Regions from separate parts of the Homo sapiens genome. Here regions 2 and 3 are each linked to region 1. Evidence: chromatin loops called from intact Hi-C (ENCODE). Cell type or tissue: gastrocnemius medialis. All regions are shown on one strand.

Evidence for each region. A loop is a pair of places that touch in the nucleus more often than their neighbours do. Peaks named below come from ENCODE experiments on the same cell type or tissue, not always from the same donor. Only the 100,000 strongest peaks of a DNase experiment are listed, where the experiment ranks them.
Region 2: it touches region 1 in a loop (4-fold over the local background); 2 of 110 quality-filtered maps call a loop at or near these places.
Region 3: it touches region 1 in a loop (6-fold over the local background); 5 of 110 quality-filtered maps call a loop at or near these places.

The regions. Positions count from the first base shown.
Region 1 is chr17:898,365-906,364 of GRCh38, forward strand. All of the region lies in intron 1 of NXN (nucleoredoxin), which reads right to left. Among named protein-coding and RNA genes, the nearest start is that of NXN, 77 kb to the right of the region's middle. RefSeq lists enhancers at 1-156, 157-797, 1,301-1,802. In gastrocnemius medialis, no CTCF peak of the experiment used is centred here; DNase peaks (open chromatin) are centred at 3,087, 3,717 and 4,328; H3K4me3 peaks cover 508 bases; H3K27ac peaks cover 5,257 bases.
Region 2 is chr17:795,284-803,283 of GRCh38, forward strand. It overlaps NXN (nucleoredoxin), which reads right to left. Exons shown (of 8, transcript NM_022463.5): 8 at 4,027-5,848. The coding sequence ends at 5,666. Among named protein-coding and RNA genes, the nearest start is that of MRM3, 17 kb to the left of the region's middle. In gastrocnemius medialis, no CTCF peak of the experiment used is centred here; a DNase peak (open chromatin) is centred at 6,538; H3K4me3 peaks cover 468 bases; H3K27ac peaks cover 6,582 bases.
Region 3 is chr17:953,993-961,992 of GRCh38, forward strand. All of the region lies in intron 1 of NXN (nucleoredoxin), which reads right to left. Among named protein-coding and RNA genes, the nearest start is that of NXN, 22 kb to the right of the region's middle. RefSeq lists an enhancer at 1,150-1,650 and a silencer at 1,741-1,969. In gastrocnemius medialis, no CTCF peak of the experiment used is centred here; DNase peaks (open chromatin) are centred at 3,129, 4,269 and 4,969; H3K27ac peaks cover 6,751 bases.

The sequences.
Region 1 (8,000 bases):
TTTGATCCCATCTTTACCTACTAATTCCCACTCTGCCATCTGGAGCTCGTCCGGACGCCACCTCCTCTGAGAAACTACTCTGAGGCCAGGTGTAATGTCTCACCCCTGTAATCCCAGCACCCTGCCTGGAACAGCTTTGATCTTCTTTACCTACTAACTCTTACTCTGCCGTCAGGAACTCGTCCGGACGCCATCTCCTCTGAGAAACTACTCTGAGGCCAGGCGCAATGTCTCACACCTGTAATCCCAGCACTTTGGGAGGCTAAGGTGGGAGGACCACTTCAGGCCAGGAGTTCAAGACCAGGCTGGGTAAGATGGAGAAATTTCATCTTTACAAAAAATACAAAAATTAGCCAGGACGGTAGTGCACACCTATAGTTCCAAGCTGAGGTGGGAGGACTGCTTGAAACTGGGAGGTCGAGGCTGCAGTGAGCCATGAGGGCACCACTGCACTCCAGCCTGGGTGACAAAACAGACTGTCTCAAAAAAACAAAAACAAAACAAAAAAACTACTCTGAAAGTCATTTCTTCCTATCCCCTCCCTGCAAAGAAGGAAGGACAGGGCTGGGATTCTGCCTCTGTGCATGCTTTTTTTTTTTTTCTTTTTTTTTGAGACAGAGCCTTGCTCTGTCGCCCAGGCTGGAGTGCAGTGGCACGATCTTGGCTCACTGCAACCTCTGCCTCCCGGGTTCAAGTGATTCTCCTGCCTCAGCCTCCCGAGTAGCTGGGATTACAGGCACCCACCACCATGCACAGCTAATTTTTGTATTTTTAGTAGAGACGCGGTTTCACCATGTTGGTCAGGCTCGTCTTGAACTCCTGACCTCAGGTGATCCACCCGCCTCGGCCTCCCAAAGTGCTGGGATTACAGGCGTGAGCCACCGCACCCCGGCCTGTGCATGCTTTTCTTACAGCACCTTTTATATTAATAGTACTATAACTGTCTCCTTACTTTGCTTAATACTCCATCTATCCATCCATTAATTCAACAAATATTGACGTGCTGGGTACAAAAAATAAGACCCTGAGAGAGACACCTGGATGCCCGCTCTCCTGAGCTCATATTCTCGTGAGGGAGGACGATCAATAAACAACAATAAACAAGAAAATGGCAGGTATTACTGAGAGCTGCAAAGAAGATACAGCTTGCTTCTCTTTCCCGCAAGGAGATTTAGCTCCTTGAGGGCAAAGACTGATTCACTCATGATTATATCGTCAGGAATTAGCGCTGAGCCTTAAAAAACAAAACCACGGATTCCGCACTTTCCTCCTTTCTCTCCTCTCTGTTACGGAGATTTAGGTACAGGGTTTCTTTTCCTGGGAGACAGTAAAAAAAGCTTCCTGCAGGGAGGGTCTTGCCCAGTTGATAAATTTTACAAGCTGGGGGCGGTGGTGCACGCCTGTAGTCCCAGCTACTAGGGAGGATGAGGCAGGAGGATAGCCTGAGCCCAGGAGTTCGAGGCTGCAGTGAGCTATGATCATGTCGTTGCACCCCAGCCTGAGTGACAGAGTGAGACCCTGTCTCTAAATTAATTATTTTCACAAAGGAAATCAAAGGGCTTTTGTTAAAGTAAATGATATCCTCAAGCTATAGAGTTTAACACTAAAACTTTTCTGAGGGCCGGGCGTGGTGGCTCATGCCCGTAATCCCAGCACGTTGGGAGGCCGAGGCAGGCGGATCTCCTGAGGTCAGGAGTTTGAGACCAACCTGACCAACATGGAGAAACCCTGTCTCTACTAAAAATACAAAATTAGCGGGGTGTGGTGGCGCATGCCTGAAATCCCAGCTACTTAGGAGGCTGAGGCAGGAGAATCGCTTGAACCCGGGGGGGCAGAGGTTGTGGTGAGCCAAGATTGCGCCATTGCACTCCAGCCTGGGCAACAAGACCGAAACTCCGTCTCAAAACAAAAAAAGGAAAAAAAAACACAAACTTTCTGAAGATATAGCCAAAAAGCTCATGAAGAGAGACAGCATTTTATAGATGGAGAAATGGAGGCCTGGAAATGGTGAGCTGCCCAAGGCCACAATGCCAGGAACCCAGAGCTGACCATCTGGCTTCAGAGCCCACTCTCTTCCCCACCAGATTCCCACCTCTTGCAGGAACAGAGAGGCACGAGGAAGGTACAAACATCAGGAGGAAATCTCTTTCCTCCCAGGAGGCTGCTGGCAAACCATGGCATCAGGATCCTCCCAGGGTGGGAAGGGAGGGTGGTGAGTTTATTTACAAGCAAAATGAATCTGCCCGTTCAAGGAGAAGAAACATGAATGATACTAGTTTTTCAAATTCTTACCACTGGGACTGGCCCTAAACTTTAGCACTTTATTAGAAAGCCAAAAACCACTCAAAAGCTAACGTCTACAGAGAAGACGGCCAAAAAAAAAGTACCTTTTTTTCTCTTCATGGAAAGTTTTCTAATATTTAAAAGCTCAGGATTATTCTGCAGAGACGTTATAAATGACCCAATCTGCAGGGCTGGAAGCATCTTCTGGGAGGCAGGGGAGTTTTGAGAGAAAAGTGTGGACTTTATGAAAAGATAGATCTGCATTCTTTTTTTTTTTTTTTTTTTTTTTTGGATGGAGTTTAAGCTCTTTTTGCCCAGCCTAGAGTGCAATGGCACGATCTTGGTTCATTGCAACCTCCACCTCCCGGGTTCAAGTGATTCTCGTGCCTCAGCCTCCCGAGTAGCTGGGATTGCAGGCATCCACCACCACGCCTGGCTAATTTTTGTATTTTTAGTAGAGATGGGGTTTCACCATGTTGGCCAGGATGGTCTCGATCTCCTGACCTCACTTGATCTGCCCGCCTCGGCCTCCCAAAGTGATGGGATTACAGGCATGAGCCACGGCGTCCGGCCAGATAGATCTGCATTCTCATTTGTATCCAAAACCCCTCTGAGCCTCAACGTCACCCTCTGCAACATGCAGGGATCTGTGGGGGGAGATGATCTCTACATGAAATGGAATAACAGTATCTGGCACAAAGGCAGACACTTAATCAACGCTAGCTCCTTTCCTCTCCGCAGTTTATTCCGGGGAAGAACTCTGGCCTGGGAAACAGCAGACCTGGTCCAACTCCCGGCTCTGCCAGATCCCAAGTGACTCAAATGCTTCAGCTGCCCTGACCTCTGCTTCCTCGTTACTAAAATGAAAAGCACGGGATCTACCTCCAACAACAGTCATGGGATTCAAGGACACCAGGACACCTCCCCCGTGAAAACCAGGGCAATGAATTCAAACAAAGCACATTAACTAAATCTAAATCTAAATCGATGGCATTTTGTCCCATAAACACTCAGCCTGAAAGTCTCTCCTTCAGCTTGCTGTTTGTTTTTTTGTTTTGTTCTGTTTTTTGGAGATGGGATATCGCTCTGTCGCCCAAGCCGCAGTGCAGTGGCGCAATCTCAGCTCACTGCAACCTCTGCCTACTGGGTTTAAGTCATTCTCCTGCCTCAGCCTCCTGAGTAGTTGGGATTACAGGCACCCACCATCATGCCCAGCTAATTTTTGTATTTTCAGTAGAGACGGGGTTTCGCCATGATGGCCAGGCTGGTCTCAAACTCCTGACCTCAGGTGATCCACCTGCCTCAGCCTCCCAAAGTGCTGGGATTGCAGGTGTGAGCCACCGCACCCGGCCTCAGCTTGCTGTTTAAACATGGTCTCATGCAGAGCCATCTGCCTGTGAGCTGGACAGCCACACGGTCCAGGGTTCCAGCCCTCCAGGCTCATCTCCCAAAAATACCCTCGGGTGTTTGTCCCAGCTAGTGAGTCAGGACTGAACCTGATACCAGGGAACAGTGTTGCTGCTGTCAGGGCATCTCTCGCCAGTTTCATTATTCACTGCTCCCACTCGCACGACGGACCCACGTCCGCCGTCCGTTCCAGACATAAGCCAACGCTCGCTCTGGCGTTCTCAGAAACCGTTCCGGTAACAGAAAAAGCTTTTTAACTTCCCGTGAGATCCACGAGGATCCGTGAGGTTGATACTTCAAGTCGAAGGCACGAGAATGTCCTTCTGAACCTGAAAATCACGGTGAAGGTCCTCGGGACATCTACATCGAGGCAGAAACAGATTTACTAGGGAGAAGGCAGTGGAGAGAAAAAGGCGACACAAGAAAAGATGCTGCCTCACTGGGCCGTCCTGCCCTGTCCCCTCCCCCAAAAGGTGAGCAGAGAAAGCTTTTTAAAGGCAACTGTCACTCAGTGGCAATGCCACTGGCTTTCTAGGACTTACTTTCTTCCCTCCAAACCTGTTTACGAAGGAGACGTGAGGAAAAAAGGTAAGAGTCACACAGAACAAGCACCACGACAGCCCCTCCCATCATCAGCCCCTCCCATCATCAGCCCCTCCCATCATTCCATCCACCACCCTGGTACTCACACTATTTTAACACAACACAATGGCCTCTGCCCATCATTCTTTTTTTTTTTTTTTAAGACTGACTTTCGCTCATCACCCAGGCTGGAGTGCAATGGCGCGATCTCAGCTCACTATAACCTCCGCCTCCCGGGTTCAAGCGATTCTCCTGCCTCAGCTTCCCAGGTAGCTGGGATGCACCATCACGTCTGGCTAATTTTTTATATTTTTAGTAGAGATGGGCTTTCTCCATGTTGGTCAGGTTGGTCTCGAACTCCCGAACTCAGGTGATCCGCCCACCTCGGCCTCCCAAAGAGCTGGAATTACAGGCTGAGCCACCGCACCCAGCCTCCCCTCCCATCATTTCATCGACCACCCTGGTACCCACAATATTGAACACAATGTATAACTATAATAACAACAATAATAAAAGCAGCTAACAGTTATGACGTGCTCACCTCTTCAATTCTGCTACAAGTTTTTTTGTTTTTTTGTTTTTGTTTTGAGACAGAGTCTCACTCGGTCACCCAGGCTGGAGTGCAGTGGTGCCATCTTGGCTCACTGCAACCTCCTCTTCCAGTGTTCAAACGATTCTCCTGCCTCAGCCTCCCAAGTAGCTGGGATTACAGGCGCCCGCCACCATGCCCAGTCTCTGTTTTTTGATCTATGCTTTTTTTTTTGAGACAGGGTCTCGCTCTGTCACCCAGGCTGGAGTGCAGTGGTATGATCACAGCTCACTGCAACCTCTGCCTCCCAGGCTCAAGCAGATTCTCCCACCTCCACCTCCTGAGTAGCTGGGACTACAGGCGTGCGCTACCACACCCAGCTAACTTTAAAATTTTTTGTAAAGACGGTGTTTTGCCTTGTTGCACAGGCTGGTCTCAAACTCCTGGGCTCAAGTGATCCTCCTGCCTCAGCCTCCCAAAGTGCTGGGATTCCAGGCGTGAGCCAGGACACCCAGCCTCTGCTACAAGTTCTATACATATGGGCTCACTTAGTACCCACGACAACCCTTTGAGGTATTATTATCCCCATTTTCCAGATAGAACACTGAGGTTCAGAGAGGCTAAGGAGCTGCCGGAAGTCATACAACGTATTATGACCGCAGCCAAAGGGCCTGACGCCTGCCTTCATTCAGGGTAGACCAAATCCCCACTGGGGCGGCCCCCTCCGAAGCCAACCTCACCCCCCACGGGCAGATTCCTAACAAAATTCACGCTCCCTTGTTTGTGGTAAAAGTCACTAGTCTGTGGACAAGGAGGAGTTAAGGCTGCATTTGTAGACGCAGAACCTAGTTTTCTGAGTTTTGTGGGCTGAAGTCAGACTTGTAGCATTAACTTTAACGTAAATTTTTTTGGAGGTGATTCATGTAGAATTCCTGCCAAGAATTTTCATAATTAGACTGAATAAGGCCAAACTCTGTCCGTACATGCCTCACCGCGTCGACTGCCCTAAGAGTTCTTCTGCAGCCCCAGCAAAGCCTGGGGAAGGGCTGGCCGAGCGGACTTCCAAAACTCCCAGGTTGTAAGCGGGCCTTGCTGCGGAGAGCGGGACCTGCGGGCTGCCCGGACGTCGGACGCCGTCCGGCTTCCATCCGACAGACTGGCCCCAGTTTTATGGTGCCCCGTGGCCACGAAGGACAAAAGGAAAGGACGCACACGTCGGAAAAAGCTTATAAAACAAGAGCCTTTCCCAGTGGCCTCTTTTCCGAGGGCTGTAAAGTCTCTCTCTCTGATGTGGTGATTTTCAGCATTTTTCCCCTCCACTTTGACCCAACACATTCCCATCAGTAACAGGAACTCACCCACATGGCAGTATTTTTTCGTTTACTTGTTTGTTTTTGAGACACAGCCTCACTCTGTCACCCGGGCTGGGGTGCAATGGTGCCATCTCGGCTCACTGCAACCTCTGCCTCCCGGGTTCAAGCGATTCTCCTGCCTCAGTCTCCTGAGTAGCTGGGATTACAGGCGCATGCAATCACATCCAGCTAATTTTTGTATTTTTAGTGGAGATGGGGTTTCACCATCTTGGCCAGGCTGGTCTCGATCTCCTGACCTCAGGTGATCTGCCCACCTCGGCCTCCCAAAGTGCTGGGATGACAGGCGTGAGCCACCATGCCCGGCCCTTGGCAGTATTTTTTACAGGTAAGGGAAGAATACACATCTTTACTCCTCACCCTTAGAGAAGCAGAGTCTGTATGACATGAAGGGTTTGGCAAAGCCCCCTGCAAGGTCTGTTTCCCGTCTTCTGCTCCTCTTCACACACAAGCGTGTGTGCCACATTCACACTCCTACACCCACAACTACGGATCTAACACACAGTCCCCAAACATACACTCTGCCAATGAATCAAGACTTACCTGGAAGGCTATGTCATTAAAATCACTGGAATTATATTAAAATTCTAAAATAGGCCAGGTGTGGTGGCTCATACCTGTAATCCCAGTATTTTAGAATGCCGAAGCAGGCAGACTGCTTGAGCCCAAGAGTTCGAGACCAGCTGGGCGACACAGCAAGACCCTGTCTGTAAATGTAAATATATATATATATATATAGATGCCGGGCATGGTAATGCACACACATAGTTTCAGCTATTCAGGAGGTGGGAAAATCCCTGGAGCCCAGGAGCTAAGAGGCTGCAGTGAGCTAAGAATGCACCACCACACTCCAGTCCAGGTGACAGAACGAGATCCTGTCGGTTAAAAATAAAAAAAGTGAAATAAAGAATGTATAAGTTTCTTAAAGCAGTCTTCAAAACAGAAAGGGAAGTTTAAAGCAACCTGCTGCCCCAAAATGGAGGGGTGCTCTTACAGGCTAGAACGTAGTAAAATATGAGACATGTTACCGATACAAGACAGAAATCATGCTATTGCAAACCACAGAAAATAGTTCTAGGCCAGTGCCGTTCAATAGAAATATAATGTAAGCCACATGTATCATCTTAAATTTCTTAACAGTGAAAGGTAAAAAGGGTTGGGCATGGCATGGTGGCTCACACTTGTAATCCCAGCACTTTGACAGGCTGAGGCGGGAGGACTGCTTGAGCCCAGGAGTTTGAGATCAGCCTGGGCAACAAAGCGAGACCCTATCTCTACAAAAAATTTAAAAATTAGCTGGGCATGGTGGCATGTGCCTGTGGTCCCAGCTACTCAGGAGGTTGGGGTGGGAGGATCGCTTGAGCCCAGGAGGCAGAGGTCGCAGTGAGCCACAATCGTGCCATTGTACTCCAGCCTGAACTACAGAGTGAGACCTTGTCTCAAAAAAAAAAAAAAGAAAAAGGTAAAAAGGTACAGGTGAAGTTAATCTTAATATATTTTAACCCAATACATCTGAAACATGATCATGTTGAAATGTAATCAATATAAACGAATAGTAATAGGACATATTACATTCCTTTCATCGTATCTGGGTCTCAGGGGCCTGGTGCACTTTATACCTTCAGTGCATCTCGATGTAGACTTGCCTCATTCTCAGGTACCTGCTTCGCAGCCATGAGAAGCTAGTGGCGGCCCCTGGACCACACAGCTCTGGGAAGTGGCACCATATAGTTAAGAAGTGTCCAGGGTTCTACTTACTTCTAAACTGTGTATTTTTGAATGACTGGCCTGGAATTAATAAATAAATAAATACCATGTTTTTTAAAGTT
Region 2 (8,000 bases), 100 kb before region 1:
AGACCGTCACAACTTTTCCCTGTGACTGCAGCCTCTGAGAAAAGCAACTCTGGGCAAAGCATAGGTGTCCAGATGTGCCTGGAGCTCACGCTGGGTGCCCACCGGCTGGCCCTTCGGTTCCTGCTTCGGGGCAGAGAGCGTTGAAATCACTCTCCCCTCGCCCCAGCCGCTGGCTCCTGGCTGGGAGCCTGGTCATTAAGGTCCAGAGGAGAAACAGACCTCTGGGGACCTGCCGTTCACCTGGGACCTTCCGCTGCTTGCCCCGGGGTTGACAGCAACCCCAGATGTCCGCACCAGCCACGCTGGGCCACACTTAGCCCCACTTTTGCCATTCTACCACGCACAGCCCTCACACACACTCCCCATCCAAGGTTCCAGGGCTCTGGGCTGAAAATCACCAGCTGTACTGCAGGGCCTGGGGCTGCCCTCTTGACCAAGCTACCTCTCCCTCAGGAGCAGAGCTGACAGGCTCACCTGTTTTTAAGAAAACATGTTGCCACCTTAAAAATTCCATGATTGTGTTTCCTCTGTTTTCTTTTTTTTTTTTTAGATGGGGTTTTGCCACGTTGCCTAGGCTAGTCTTGAACTCCCGGCCTCAAGCTATCCTCCTGCTTCAGCCTCGAAAGTGCTGGGATGCCAGGCGTGAGCCCCTGCGCCCGCCATGTTTCCTGTTTTCATCAGTGCAGGGAGTGCACACATGTAATAAGCTAGGAGCCAAGTTAGTGGATGAGCTGGTTTATTGCTCAGGATGACTGAAGTCTCAACTACGGAACCATGTTACATTCGAGCAGCTGAGACAGCAGCTGAAGCCAGGTCCTCCCGAAGCTTCAGGAAGCCTGCTTGATGCTCCACGGCTGAGAGTGACAGAGAATCCAGAATAGCTTATGGATGGGTCAGTTCTCGTCTCACCACACTCCCAATATCCAGCTTCCTGGACTGTTGTGTAGGGAAGAGCCACTTTTTTCAGTTGAAGTCTGAGTTCTTATGGGCCATGACCAAGGCTGCTGCTTCCTCAAAAGGCACGAAGGGGGCCGCGTGCGGTGGCTCACGCCTGTAATCCCAGCACTTTGGGAGGCCAAGGCGGGCGGATCACGAGGTCAGGAGTTTGAGATCAGCCTGGCAAACATGGCGACACCCTGTCTCTACTAAAAATACAAACATTAGCCCGGCGTGGTGGCGTGTGCCTGTAGTCCCAGCTACTTGGGAGGCTGAGACAGGAGACTTGCTTGAATGTGGGAGGCGGAGGTTGCAGTGAGTCAGATCGTGCCACTGCACTCCAGCCTGGGTGACAAAAGTGAAACTCTTGTCTTTAAAAAAAAAAAAAAGAAATGCAGGAAGGGAACAGGGAACAAGGCTGGGGAGGGAGGAGCCGACGGCTGCAGCAAGCTCCGGCCTCAGCCTCCCTTCCCTGCTCCTCTGAGATGCCGAGGGCGGGGCGTACTCACTGCAAGCCTGCCAAGTAGGACCTCCATGTCCTCTGACATTCGAGAGATGGATTTTTTGGCCCTGAGATCACGTCTCCTACTGTGTCGTCATTCTAGCACCTGTGGGTGACTTCCTCATGTGAGTGAGGCATAAGCACCCGGAATCCGGACTGGAGGCCGTCTCTGCCTCTGGATTGCACACTGGCCTACAGACCTGGGGACAGAGTCTTTCACGAGTTGTGTATCGTTTAACAGAAACCCAACAGTTCCACCCAAACCTCCTGACACATTCTCGGGCTTGGGAAGTGTCCCAAAGCACCAAGGGGGTGAGACACACGCCTTGAAAAATGGCAGTAGGCATACTTACCTGTCTTCATGCGCTCACATACGAGGTGTACCTAGAACGCCCTCATGTTATATTCCCAGCACTAATGAAGCTACTGGTCAACAGCTATTTGTTCCCAAAGAATTTTCCCTTGCGCAGCCGCAGCCTGGAGGAAGCAGGGCGTGTGCCCTCGTCTGCTGGCGGCAGCAGTGAGGGGTGTAGCCAAGTGCCCACTTCTCTCATTCAGCTGCTTCGGGGCAAACTGGAAAGATCCTTTGAGCTCACAGCCCCCTGCTCAGTGCTACTCCTGAACCTGCGGGCCTGTGTGCACAGCCACCCACAGCGCGCACAACACATGGGCCTGCCCAGGGCAACGGCACCGTCAACAGCGTGTGCCCTCGCTCAGGGCCCTGCTGGTACTACGCTTCCCAGTGTGCAGGGTTCCCAGACGTGTGTCCTCTCATACATTGCATTTCCTCCCTAAGCTGCACGGGGCAACACCGTGTTAGGTCCCGCGCATCTGCTCCTGGGCCACATCCGGCTCCGTCTGTATTGTTCCTGAATTCAGTTTGCTGTCCTAGAACAAGGCAGCAGGAGGGGAGAACAGCTTTTCAGTGTCTTTAATTAGGCAACAGGAAAAAACAAAGTCTGGCTGAAAATTACTATTTGAAGCTTGGCCGATGCCAACACAGCACTCGCTCCCTGCGTTCTGGTAAGTGATGGCCATTGATTTCAAGGACGTACCAAGGGGCGAAAAGCAAGAGCAGGAAGTCACCTCGCTCTGGAAAAGAAGCTGGTTTTCATCTGCTGTATGTGCTGGTCCCAAACATACCCTTTTCTCTTTTTTTAGTATTTTTTTTCCCAATTAGGAATTCAATGTGGAAAACATACCCTTTTTCTTCAACAGGCTTTTAATGTTGGGAAGACAGGTTAAAAAAAACAACAACAACAGGCTGGCTGTGCCGGCGCACGCCTGGAATCCCAGCACTGTGGGAGGCCAAGGCAGGCAGATCACCTGAGGTCAGGAGTTCGAGACCAGCCTGGCCAACATGGCGAAACCCCGTCTCTACTAAAAATACAAAAATTAGTCAGGCGCGGTGGTGTCGCTTGTAATCTCAGCTACTTGGGAGACTGAGGCAGGAGAATGGCTTGAACCTGTGAGCTGGGATCGTGCCACTGCACTCTAGCCGGGGCGACAGAGCGAGACTCTGTCTCAAAAAAAAAAAAAAAAAAAAACCCTCATCGCTGTTGTGAGGATGAATGGATGGGATCTGGAAGTCACTGTGGTAAACACAAATCTGGGAACCACAGAGTGGCGTTTTCACAGCCGCCCCCAGCCTCCACCTGCAGGGCCTGGTTTTCCTGGCTGCCGGAGGAAGCCCTTGAATATGCCACAGCTGGTGCTGAACCTGCTTCCAATTAGCAACAAGAATCTGAAGGTGGAGCTGCTTGGCGGGGATTATCATGCCACCCACTTCGCCTGCATCTGTGGCCTTTACGACCTCTCACTATCGATCCCTGACACTCAGAAGTGATTCTTCCCTAACGGTTTCCCGCAAAGCAGTCACTGTATAAACCTGAACCTTTGGAGTAAACCTTCCCCACGGGTCTTAAGGAAGCTACAGACCCACTCTAAAAGGGGAATTCTGGTGTCAAGAATCCAGTTGCAATGACTTAGGGCAACCCCCTCGCTGGACTTTGTTCCTCCTGCCCCAAAGGTAAGCAGCTGCTAAGAGAACCCACCTTTCCTCCGAGGCCATCATGATACATGGAGAGAAATCCTGCCACCTCCCACATTCAGGTCGGCCACATTCATCCCACCCACCCCGACCCCTAAGGGAGACTCTGGCAGCGTTCCCAGAGAAGCCTTGAGCCTGGGACCTGCTGGGTTTAAGAGGCTCCCACACTTGGCCCATTCTTCACAAGGAGACCCGTGCGTGATTCCTCCTGTTCTCCCAACCAGCTTTCTCAGGCTTCAGAGGACTCGGCTCCCCTGGAGGGAGGAAATGGGCAAGAATGTCCACAGCAAGGTACGCGATCTGAGGATTCACCCTCCGTCCAGGGCCAAGTCAAACCAGGAGAGACGGTGGCCAGGGCTGCAGGAGGGATCTGCCTCTGCCACGGTCATCCAAATGAGCTTCCTGGCTGCCGGAAGCCAAGAGGATGTGACAGATGCTACATCCTGGGGGTCTCAAAACTCCTGGGACTCAGCTCCCAGCTACCAGGTATCCTCCACTGCCCACCCCGATAGAGCACAGGACCACAAGCAAAAACAACTTTTGTGATCAAGGACAGCAGAGGCCCAGGGTGGATGAGGTCCAGAGATGCCTGCTTTATTTCCTACGGGGTGATCGCATTTCAGGCTGGTAACATCACATAACAAGTCTAATCGCCAACTAGTTGTACGCCTCTGAACTACAAGTCAACAATCCAATTCAGCAAGGAACAACAGTGTCAACAGCTCATTAGCGGGTGGGGACCGGATTTTCCAAATCAATGGTCTTGGCTGGCAGAGTGCTGAGTGGGGCCTGAGTGAATGAGGCTAAAACGCTTGGCCGAAGCCGTCCATCCCCAATCCTGAGAACAGAGTTGTCTGTTTCTCTTTCGGGGGTCAGGTCAGCCCAAGTAAGAGGCCAACAACCTACCTGGGCCGATACAAGGCGACACAAGGCCCACCCGTGGCTGACGCGCCCTCCACCCTCACTCCATCCCGGGGCACAGCTCCTTCCGCTGGTGCTTAGGAAAAGGCGAGGCTTCTGGTAATTTCTCATCTTTGTAGTTCTGCTTTGAAAAGAAAAGGGGGCCGGGCACGGCGGCTCACGCCTGTAATCCCAGCACTTTGGGAGGCCGAGGCGGGTGGATCACCTGAGGTCAGGAGTTCGAGACCAGCCTGGCCAACATGGTGAAACCCCATCTCTACTAAAAATACAAAAATTAGCCAGGTACGGTGGCGGGTGCCTGTAATCCCAGCTACTCGGGAGGCTGAGGCAGGAGAATCACTTGAACCTTGGGGGCGGAGGTTGAAGTGAGCCAAGATGGTGCCACTGCACTCCAGCCTGGGCGACAGAGCAAGACTCCATCTCAAAAAAAAGAAAATAAAAGGGAATGGCAGGGGTGATCGAACGTGGGTGTGGGCACCTCAGCAGAGATCAGGGGCCTTGGGCACAGAGCTGGGTGGAGCGAGAGGTCCGTGCTGGTGCAGAGGTGCTCCTCCTAGGACTCAGGGCTAAGTTTCTTGGGAAGATGTCCAAAGAGAAGGATTCGTTAACAGAATTTCAGGATCGTGGGAGCTGTTTGTATGATATGAACCATTACCTTAGCTACATTTTTCTTCTCACCCAAAAAACCTCTACAAGCTTCCTTTTGCATTTGGAGATCCCCTGCCTGAGAACACAAGAGTGGGCTGCTTTTCTCTCAGACCGAGGAAGACTGTGTTGCTTAGAAAAGGACGTCCTCACCCGCAGCTCTAAGCGGAGGCCCTTTCTCAGCTCAGCCTCCACGCAGGTGTCACCCGGCGGTTCCCCTCTGGCCGTCCGGGGCCGTGTGTGCCGACGTCAGAGTCAGAGCCCGAGCGGGACCCACCGGCCCTCCACGCTCACTCTGCCCAGGACACCCTGGCAGATCCTTCACCAAAAGCTAGTGACTTTGCGAAAGCCATGCAGCCCCGCTCTGGCCGGGCCCCCGGCCATCCCGTGCTCCCAAACAGAGTCTCCAAACACGGTGGACTCTGCCGCTGCTGATTCCACACCCCAGGGTGCTGGCTGAGGAGTTTACTGCAGAAACAAGGCACCACAGAGAGGCTGGACACTTGGGTGGTGGGATTCGGGGCACGCTGGGTAAGTCCAAGGGCGGAAGGAAGGAGGGGGAGGAGGAGAAGGCTGAGTTTTAAATAACGTCTCAGGAGGCCGGAGCCACGCTAGATGGGCTCCGGTTTGAGCTTCTCTGCTAGGAAGTCATTCACAAAGGCCTCCACGATGGCGGGGGTGATCTCCTCCACGTCCATCACGTACTTGGCCCGGGCTGACATGTCCAGGATGGTGAGCAAAGGGGCAGCCTCAGGCAGGTTGGTGTAATCTCGCAGGGAGTCAGTCATGTCATCCTGAAGCCGTCAGGAGGGAGAGAAAACCAAGAAGTTTTAAAGAAAGGAGGGGGAGAGTCCCCTGGGCCCAGTCTCCCCAGGTGTGGTAGCTCCCGCACCCTGAAGAGCCGGCGTTTCCCAAGCAGAGGGCTCCCAGCCTGGGAAGGAGGGAACCCTGCCCTGCCTTCCGGAGGAAGGGGCTGCTTTGTAAAATTCTCTCTTTGCATCCGCCCTGCAAACCACTAGGTAAGTCGTCTGTATTTAATTATTTATGTATTTATTAGCATCAACACCATTTTAATACGTCCTCAGCATTTTAGAAATGTCACATTCTTTTTTTTTTTTTTTTTTTTGAGATGGAGTCTCGCTCTGTCACCCAGGCTGGAGTGCAGTGGCACGATCTCGGCTCACTGCAAGCTCCACCTCCCGGGTTTAAGCAATTCTCCTGCCTCAGCCTCCTGAGTAGCTGGGACTACAGGCGCCCACCACGCCCGGCTAATTTTTTACATTTTTAGTAGAGACGGGGTTTCACCATGTTGGTCAGGCTGGTCTCCAACTCCTGACCTCAGGTGATCCGCCTACCTTGGCCTCCCAAAGTGCTAGGATTACAGGCGTCAGCCACCGTGCCAGTCTAGAAATGTCATAGCCTCTGATTGTTTATTTTTGTAACCAACTGTCAATGATTTGCAGCCCCACTGTGGGTTATCTGAGGCCAATCTGGACTTCAACTCTGGAATGTTTTTAAACAGAGACAGCTCGCTGTGTTCCAACTCCCACCCCTGTGGTTTCAGGCAGGACAGGAGCTGCACAGCCAGCCAGTTCAGAAGACAGCGCTGCTTAAGCACTGTGGAAGCTTACGCTGCCTCACTACTTATCTGAGAAAGAAGCTGGCACTTTATCCTACATTCCCAGCAGCTGTCCTGGTGAATTTCCCTAATAGCAGACATAGCCTCATGCAGACACCAAGGCAAACACAGAAATCCAAAGACAAGGAGAAAGGATTTGTAAGGGAGCTACTTTTTTTTTTTGGAGATAGAGTCTCTTTCTGTTGCCCCAGCTGGAGTGAAGTGGCGCAGTCATAGCTCACTGCAGCCTCCACCTCCTGGGCTCAAGCAATCCTCCCACCTCAGCCTCCTGAGTAGCTGGGACTCTAGCCATGCAGCACCATGCCTGGCTAATTTTTGTACATTTTTTGGAGACACAAAAGTCCAGCCCAGCCAGACGGGAGCCAGCAAACTGCCTTGGAGCAGCCCCTCGTCCACTCTGAACCTTGCCTCCCTCCCCTGTGAAACAGGACAGCGACTACGTTCCCAGCCAGAGAGCCAGGAGCGAAGGAGACAGCCCAGGTGAAATATGCGGCTCTGTGCCTGGCGTACAGAAAACCTGCAAATGCTCCTTCCAGACTTGACACCTCTCAAGGCCGCCCCCGCCCGTGCCCGGCCCCTGCTGTGCTGCAGCCATCTTTTCTCAGAGCCATTCTGCAGGGGTTGGAGTCACTGCATGCCGCGCAGCCTCCCTGGGGCTGGGCTTGGTGTGCAGTGGCCAGTGCCACCCCGAGGCAGGGCCTGTGAACCTCTTTGCTCCCCTCCACCCCCGGGCTGAGCAGGTGACTGGAGCCGCCTGGGAAGGACCCAGGTGCTGGGCTGGGCAGGGCCGGGGGCTGAGGTGATGAATGGGTGGCACAGGGTGTCTGGCTGCCGCCTGCCTCCTCCGTGCCTCTCCTGGGATCCAAACACAGCGTGAAATCAGCACAGGGCTCTGACCAACTGGAGGTACAGATGGGTGGATGGAGGGCAGGGGGCGGCCTCCAAAACTGTCTGTCAGTCAGTGGGGTGGGGTGGGGTGGGGAGGTGGCAGCGCAGGCATGGAGGAGGCTCCTGGGTTGGAGGAGCTCAAGAATGAGAGCCTGCACCTGTGCTGAGTCGCGGAGACGCCCGTCTGCAGGGTGCAGGGTGCAGGGTTCCAGGCCCTGGATAACTGGGTACCTGCGGGAGGGCGCTCTGCTGAAAGCCCCACTTTCCCACCCTGTGAAGAGTCTCCTGCCTGGTCCAGCCCCGCTGGAGACCTCAAAGGGACAGCCTGGGTGAAACAGACGGGGAGCGGCAGCAATTTCCAACCTCAGCACTCACCGGGCCGGCTGGGTGACCGCAGGTATAAGCAGTAGCCCCAGCCA
Region 3 (8,000 bases), 56 kb after region 1:
CAACTCTCAACTCCAAGGAGACCTATGCTGGGTTTCACAAAGTACTTGAAAGCACACCAAGATGATTCTTGAATAACTGGCATTAGACACGATTCTCACTCCTGGCCAGGCGCCGTGGCTCATGCCTGTCATCCAAGCACTTTGGGAGGCCGAGGTGGGCGGATCACCTGAGGTCAGGAGTTCGAGACCAGCCTGGCCAACATGGTGAACTTCCATCTCTACTAAAAATACAAAAAAACTTAGCCAGGTGTGGTGGTGCACGTCTGTAGTCCCAGCTACTCAAGAGGCTGAAGCAGGAGAATCCCTTGAATCTTGAAGGTGGAGGTTGCAGTGAGCCGAGATCGCACCATTGCACTCCAGCCTTGGTGACAGAGCAAGACTCCATCTCCAAAAAAAAGAAACGCTTCCCGCTCCTAAGTTTTGGGATACCTAAATTCTCTCTCGAGTCAAGTGGCAGGTCTGACCCGGCAGCCTCCCTTCCAAATTCTCCAGGCTCAGGGCAAGCACGTGTCCGGGGCTGTCCTGCACCAACTTTTTGTTTTTCTCCTACTCAGGCATATTCGACCTCCCTGCTCAGGTTCCAGTGACTTCCTCAGAGCAACAGGGCTGATTCCCACGACCCCAGGCCCCAGGGCCGAGTGCCAGGTGCTCAGGTCGCAGCTGTCCCTCAACACCACTCGGGAAGGGGGCTAACTGCCCGGACGGGCCCCAGGATCACGAGCCTCCTCTCCTTCCCTGATGGCCCAACAGGAAAAAGTACTGTGGCTGCCAAGCCATCTGGATGGAATGGAATGGCTCTCTACCAGTTAGGGGCCGCATCGGCCTAGACTCCCAGATTGAAGCACCTGACCTTCTGTAAATTCCTTTCTTTACATTGCACATATTTCAGCGCTGGTATTCCCCCTCTTAAGAGCTCTGAGCTGTTGTCCAGTGAGGTAACATGTTTGTTTTTTCAGCCCTGGGTTACAGCCACTCGAGGCTTTCCACATAGGAGGTCTGCCCCGCGTCCCGGGCCTGACCCCAGCCCTTCCACAGGAAAACAACTCTGCTGTCAGGAATGAGCCCCCGCGACGGGGAGAGTGGTCTTTTCTAGAGGCTGGGATATGTAAACTCACACGGGAAAGATGGGCCTGTGGTATTTCCCTCTTTTCCAGCATGCTCATCTCTTTCTTTTTTTTTTTTTTTTTTTTCCTGAGACAGAGTCTCGCTCTGTCACCCAGGCTGGAGTGCAGTGCTATGTTCTCAGCTCACTGCAACCTCCGCCTCCCGGGTTCAAGCGATTCTCCTGCCTCAGCCTCCCGAGTAGCTGGGATTACAGGCATGCGCCACCACACCCTGCTAATTTTTTATTTTTTTTAGTAGAGATGGGGTTTCACCATCTTGGCCAGGCTGGTCTCGAACTCCTGACCTCAGGTGATCCACCCGCCTCGGCCTCCCGAAGTGCTGGGATTACAGGCATGAGACACTGTGCCTGGCCTCATCTCTTCTCTAAGAGCAAAACTTGGCAAAGTCTGACAGACACTGGTTGGACTTCTTTTAAAGGCTACCAGGAAAACTGCCAAGAAATATGACTGGCCCAGCCAGACGCGGTGGCTCACGCCTGTAATCCCAGCACCTCGGGAGGCCGGACGCGGTGGCTCACGCCTGTAATCCCAGCACCTCGGGAGGCCGAGGCGGGCGGATCACAAGGTCAGGAGATTGAGACCATCCTGGCTAACACGGTGAAACCCTGTCTCTACTAAAAAAAAATACAAAAAAAATTAGCCGGGCGTGGTGGCGGGCGCCTGTAGTCCCAGCAACTCGGGAGGCTGAGGCAGGAGAATGGCGTGAACCCGGGAGGCGGAGCTTGCAGTGAGCCGAGATTGTGCCACTGCACTCCAGCCTGGGCGACAGAGCGAGACTCCATCTCAAAAAAAAAAAAGAGAGAGAGAGAGAAATATGACTGGCCCAGCCATACAGAGGCTGAGAATCTGGAGGCTGGTCTGCCATCTGACCGCCTCCTCCCTGAGCCTCAGTTTCCCTGCCTGTCAAAGAAGACTGTGGCCACATAATCCCCCTGTCCTTTCCAGGGTATCATTCAGTGACTGCATTGTTCAATATTTTGAAATAAGGGCATTTAATTATGATGACAGCACCAATAAACACTGAGACTCACCTTTCTGCTTGGAATTCCAAACCTCTTCCCACCGGAATCCCGCCAAGCCTTCAACTCTCCATCCAAACCATTCATTCTTTCTTTCAATAAACACGGTGCCAAGTATTTACTAATAAGAGGTGTCGAACGTGTTAAGTAAGAAGGACACAAGGAGGAAAGACAGTTTCTCTGCCCTCAGGAAACCATCGGGTCTCGTGGAACAGAACAGTGGTCACCGTCTTCTGGCCTTTTCCTCTGTGCCCAGCACTATGTTCAGGGCTTTTTATTTTTATTTATTTATTTTGAGACAGAGATTCTCTCTTGTCACCCAGGCTGGAGTGCAACGGCACAACCTCAGCTCACTGCAACCTCCACCTCCCGGGTTCCCGCCATTCTCCTGCCTCAGCCTCCCAAGTAGCTGGGACTACAGGCGCCCGCCACCACGTCCGGCTAATTTTTTGTATTTTTAGTAGCAATGGGGTTTCACCGTGTTAGCCAGGATGGTCTCGATCTCCAGACCTCAGGTGATCCGTCCACCTCAGCCTCCCAAAGTGCTGGGATTACAGGCGTGAGCCACCGCGCCTGGCCAAGAGCTTTTTATATCAGTCATCGTCTTAAACCTCCACCGCAACCTGACAAGGTGGACGCTGCTATCGTTCCCACTTTACAGATGAGGAAGTGGGGTTAAAGTAACTTGCCCAAGATCTCAAAGCTGGAGAGCGGGAAAGATGGATCAGAACCAGGTCATCCAGGAGAGAGGCTGGCCCCTCCGTTCTCAGAGCTCCTGCGGGCAACTCCAGCCCTTTTAGAACCAATACCATGGTCATCACCCAGAAAAAACTCTAAATTTATAGGTATATATATTTCATGCCTTATCTCCCCAGCTTAATTATAAACGCCTTTGAAAGCTGGGACTGAGTCATTTATTTCTCTGCATCCTGACACTGCCTGAGGCCAGTGAGATGCTCAGAAAACATGTGACCAGCAGGGGCCTGGCGGAGCTGAGACAAGGCAACAACGTGCAAAGGTGATTTGTGTAATATGAGCACATACGATGAAAACATCTGGCTTGAGAGCGTCCTCATCCCTGTCACCACCCCCCTCCCCCAACACTACGCCGTGTGGAAAACACCTAGAGGAACTTCCTCTACTTCACACACAGAAGCCAGGAACCCCCCGGGATCTTCTCTGCACTCTAAGGAAGCTGATAGAAAATGCATTTCTGGGCCGGGCGCAGGGGCTCACTTCGGCCATCCCAGCACTTTGGGAGGCCAAAGCGGGTGGATCATGAGGTCAGGAGTTCAAGACCAGCCTGGCCAAGATGGCGAAACACCGTCTCTACTAAAAATACAAAAATTACCTGAGCGTGGTGGTGCACGCCTGTAGTCCCAGCTACTCGGGAGGCTGAGGCAGGAGAACTGCTTGAACACGGGAGGTGTAGGTTGCAGTGAGCCAAGATCAAGCCACTGCACTCCAGCCTGGGCGACAGAGCAAGACTCCATCTCAAAAAAAAAAAAAAGCATTTCTGCAACCCGGCCCAGCAGAAGGTTCTTTGGTTTGAGTGTGGCCTCCTTGGTCAAAAGCACCTGTCTCCTATCCCGTCAAGGAGGTCAAACCTCCTTGGTACAAAAAGCACCTGTTTCCTGTCCTGTGGCATGTCTGGAACCCAGACTCTCTTTCTCAGTCCAAGCCCAGACCCGAGAGAGGCAGCTCTCACCTTGCAAACAGACCCCCGCAGTCAGCTTCTCAGTCTTCACACAGAAATCACACCTCCACGTCAGCATCGCCCAGAATGTATGTTCCTGGGGCTCTGCCAAGGGAACCTCTGTTTTCCTCACAGAACGTGAAAATGTTTCCACGGAGCACGGGCAGCCCCCATCACTCATCAGGTTCCAAACATGCATCCTCTCGCTCCATCCTATACTTAGGCGCCTCGGCAGGATCAAATGAACCCTCTCCGTCTCAACTTTCCCCTTCCTTCCCACACGGCTATTTATATCTGGAATATCTCTCTGTCTTAATCCACTGGACTACCCTCCCCCTCGTTTGAAAAGGTCACTTGCACATTCTTCTTTCCAGAAGGCTTTTCTTGCAGGAGGTGGCTGCCAGCTTGTCCCTTCCCCGGTGCCTCTGCCCAACAAGACATGACGGTGAGCAAGGTTACTCATCTTCCGAAAATGCTAACGTGCTGACTGGGGCTAACCCTACGCTAAAGCAAAGCCTTCAAAAACTGGAAGCAGCAGGGCGCGGTGGCTCGCACCTGTCATCCCAGTGCCTGGGAAGGCTGAAACAGGAGGATCGCTTGAGGCCAGGCGTTCAAAACCAGCCCGGGCAACATAGCAGGACTCCAACTCTACAAAAATTAATCTTAAAAATTAGCTCACTCCTATCATCCCAGCACTTTGGGAGGCCGAAGCGGGTGGATCACGAGGTCAGGAGTTCGAGACCAGCCTGGCCAACATGGTGAAACCCCATCTGTACTAAAAATACAAAAATTAGCCAGGCGTGGTGGCGTGCGCCTGTAGTCCCAGCTACTCAGGAGGCTGAGGCAGGAGAATCACCGAGGCGGAGGTAGAAGTGAGCCCAGATTGTGCCACTGAACTCCAGCACAGGCGACAGAGCGAGACTCCCTCTCAAAAAATAAAATAAAATAAAAATTAGCTGGGGAGGTGGTGAGCTCCTGTAGTCTCAGCTTCTCAGGGGGCTGAGGTGGGAGGATCGCTTGAGCCCAGGAGGTCAGGGCTGCAGTGAGTCATGATCACACTACTGTGCTCCAGCCTGGGTGACAGCCTGAGACTTGTCTTTAAAAAAGAAACACACACACACACATACACACACACACACACGATACGAGTTCTTTCATCTTGCAAGAAAGAATCATGCGGATGTGCGCGGAGCCGAGGGACCATGGTGGCCGCGGTGTGGTCACTGATGAGGTTCCTCATCACGGGCGGTGTGGCTGGAGGCGCGTCGACCTGATGTATGGCCAGGAGCTGCTGGGGCCCAGCAACAAGAGCCGAGCGCCCCTACGGAAGGCTGGAGAGGTGGTTCCCCGCCACGTACCAGTTCAGCCAGTACGTGTGTCAGCAGACAGGCCTGCAGATACCCCAGCTCCCAGCCCCTCCAAAGCCTTCCTTTCCCCTCCATGACTCCTGGAATGCAGGTATCATCACAGCTCTGTAGGCCCCTCCCAGGCCCGCGACACTCCAAGGAGGGCTGGGAGTACGTGGAGTCGCGCAGAGGCTGCCTGCCCCGGCCAGAGCGGGAGAACGGGCAGGGCGCCACTGGCCTGAGGACTCCAGACTGGGACCCCACTCCCAGGGAAGCTCCCAGCCTCACCGGCCCAATAAAGGACTTCAGAAGTGAGAAAAAAAAAAAAGGTGAAATAGGCCAGGCGCAGTGGCTCACACCTGTAATCCCAGCACTTTCGGAGGCTGAGGCGGGCAGATTACTTGAGGTCAGGAGTTCAAGACCAGCCTGGCCAACATGGTGAACCCCTTTCTACTAAAATACAAAAATTAGTTAGGTGTGGTGGCAGGCGCCTGTGATCCCAGCTACTCCAGAGGTTGAGGCAGGAGAATCATTTAAACCCGGGAGGTGAAGGTTGCAGTGATCTTAGATCGCGCCACCACACTCCAGCCTGGGGAACAAGAGCGAGACTCTGTATAAAAAAAAAAAAAACAGGGCTGGGTGTGGTGGCTCATGCCTGTAATCCCAGCACTTTGGGAGGCTGAGGCGGGTGGATTACTTGAGGTCAGGAGTTCCAGACCAGCCGGGCCAACACAATGAAACCCTGTCTCTACTAAAAATACAAAATTAGCTGGGCATGGTGGCAGGTGCCTGTAATCACAGCTACTCGGGACACTGAGGCAGGAGAATCGCTTGAACCCGGGGGGCAGAGGTTGCGGTCAGCCGAGATTGCACCACTGCACTCCAGCCTGGGAGACAGAGCGAGACTCCATCTTTAAAAAAAAAATGGAATAATCAAGTGATTACATTTGGAACATGTGGGAATCAGAAACCCACCACCCACGGAGGCCACCACCTAACACAACAGTAAGCAATGGGGGTATTTACTTCAATCTTCCTTTTTATGTATCTGTTTAATACAGTGCCATCTATAATCATGGTATCATGTATAATTTGGGATCTCGCTTTTCTGAATGCAGTATGTGAAGTATAGGTCTACAGCTCTATATTCCAGCAAAAACTTTTAACCGCCAACCCTTTTTTTTGTGACAGGGTCTCCTTCTGTCACTCAGGCTGGGGTGCAGTGGCAGGATCACGGCTCACTGCAGCCTCAACCTCCCAGGCTCAAGTGATCCTCCTGCCTCAGCCTCCTGAATAGCTGGGACTACAGGTGTGCACCAACATGCAGGGCCAATTTTTTAAGTTTTTGGAGAGACAGGATCTCCCCATGTTGTCCAGGCTGGACACAAGTCCCTGGGCTCAAGCGATGCTTCCACCTCAGCATCCTGAGTAGCTGAACTACAGGCACACACCACCATGCCTGGCTAATCATTTTATTTTTAGCAGAAACAAGGTCTTGCTATATTGCCCAGGCTGGCCTCAAACTCCTGGGCTCGAGTGATCCTCTCACCTTGGCCTCCCAAAGCACTGGGATTACAGGTGTGAGCCACCACGCCTGGCCAATTAACTCGATTTTTTTTTTTTTTTGAGATGGTGTCTCGCTCTGCCACCCAGGCTGGAGTGCAGTGGCGCAATCTCGGCTCACTGCAAGCTCCGCCTCCCAGGTTCAAGTGATTCTCCTGCCTCAGCTCCTGAGTAGCTGGGACTACAGGCACCCGCCACCACGCCCGGCTAATTTTTTCTATTTTTAGTAGAGACGGGGTTTCACCGTGTTCGCCAGGATAGTCTCGATCTCCTGACCTCGTGATCTGCCTGCCTCGGCCTCCCAAAGTGCTGGGATTACAGCCGTGAGCCACCGTGCCTGGCCAATTAACTCGATTTTTAATAGCTATTCAGGCTGGGCACAGTGGCTCATGCCTGTAATCCCAGCACTTTGGGAGGCTGAGGCAGGCGGATCACCTGAGGTCAGAAGTTCCTGACCAGCCTGGCCAACACGACAAAAGCCCTTCTCTGCTAAAAATACAAAAATTAGCCGGGTGTGGTGGCGCGTGCCTGCCACTTGGGAGGCTGAGGCGGGAGAATCGCTTGAACCCGGGAGGCAGAGGTTGCAGTGAGCCGAGATCATGCCATTGCACTCCAGCCTGGGCGACAGAGTGAGACTCCGTCTCAAGAAAAAAAAAAAAGAAAAAGAAATAGCTGTTCAACAAGACAGTAAGTATTGTAATTTACTTAACCCTTCCATGATTGTTAACATTCAGAGGATTTCCAGGGTCTCACTAGGATATACAGCTGTAAGGAATCTCTTCAGGAGGGCAAGGTAAAATGAGGTAAGCATCTTAACAGTTTTGTCCTAACCTACAGGATGTACATTTCATCTGCATTTATGACTAATTCAGATCATATTCTCACTTCTAAACTGACATTAATTCCCCTTCCCTTCTTAAATCAAGTCCTCCCTTAGGGCTCACTGAATCTTTGAAAAGTTTGCCTTTCATAATTTCTACTATCTATTTATTTAATTAACATTCCCATAGCAACCCTTTGACTTTTCTTAAGCAACTTGCTTACATGAACCTGCAACCAAATGAATTATAAATTTTCTCAGTGGCCTCATAAAGAAGAAAATAAGGAACATTAGCTGGGTGCAGTGGCTCACACCTGTAATCCCAACACTTTGCCAGGTGGAGGCGGGTGGATCACCTGAGGTCAGGAGTTCAAGACCTTCCTGACCAACATGGTGAAACCTCGTTTCTACCAAGAACACAAAAATTAGCCA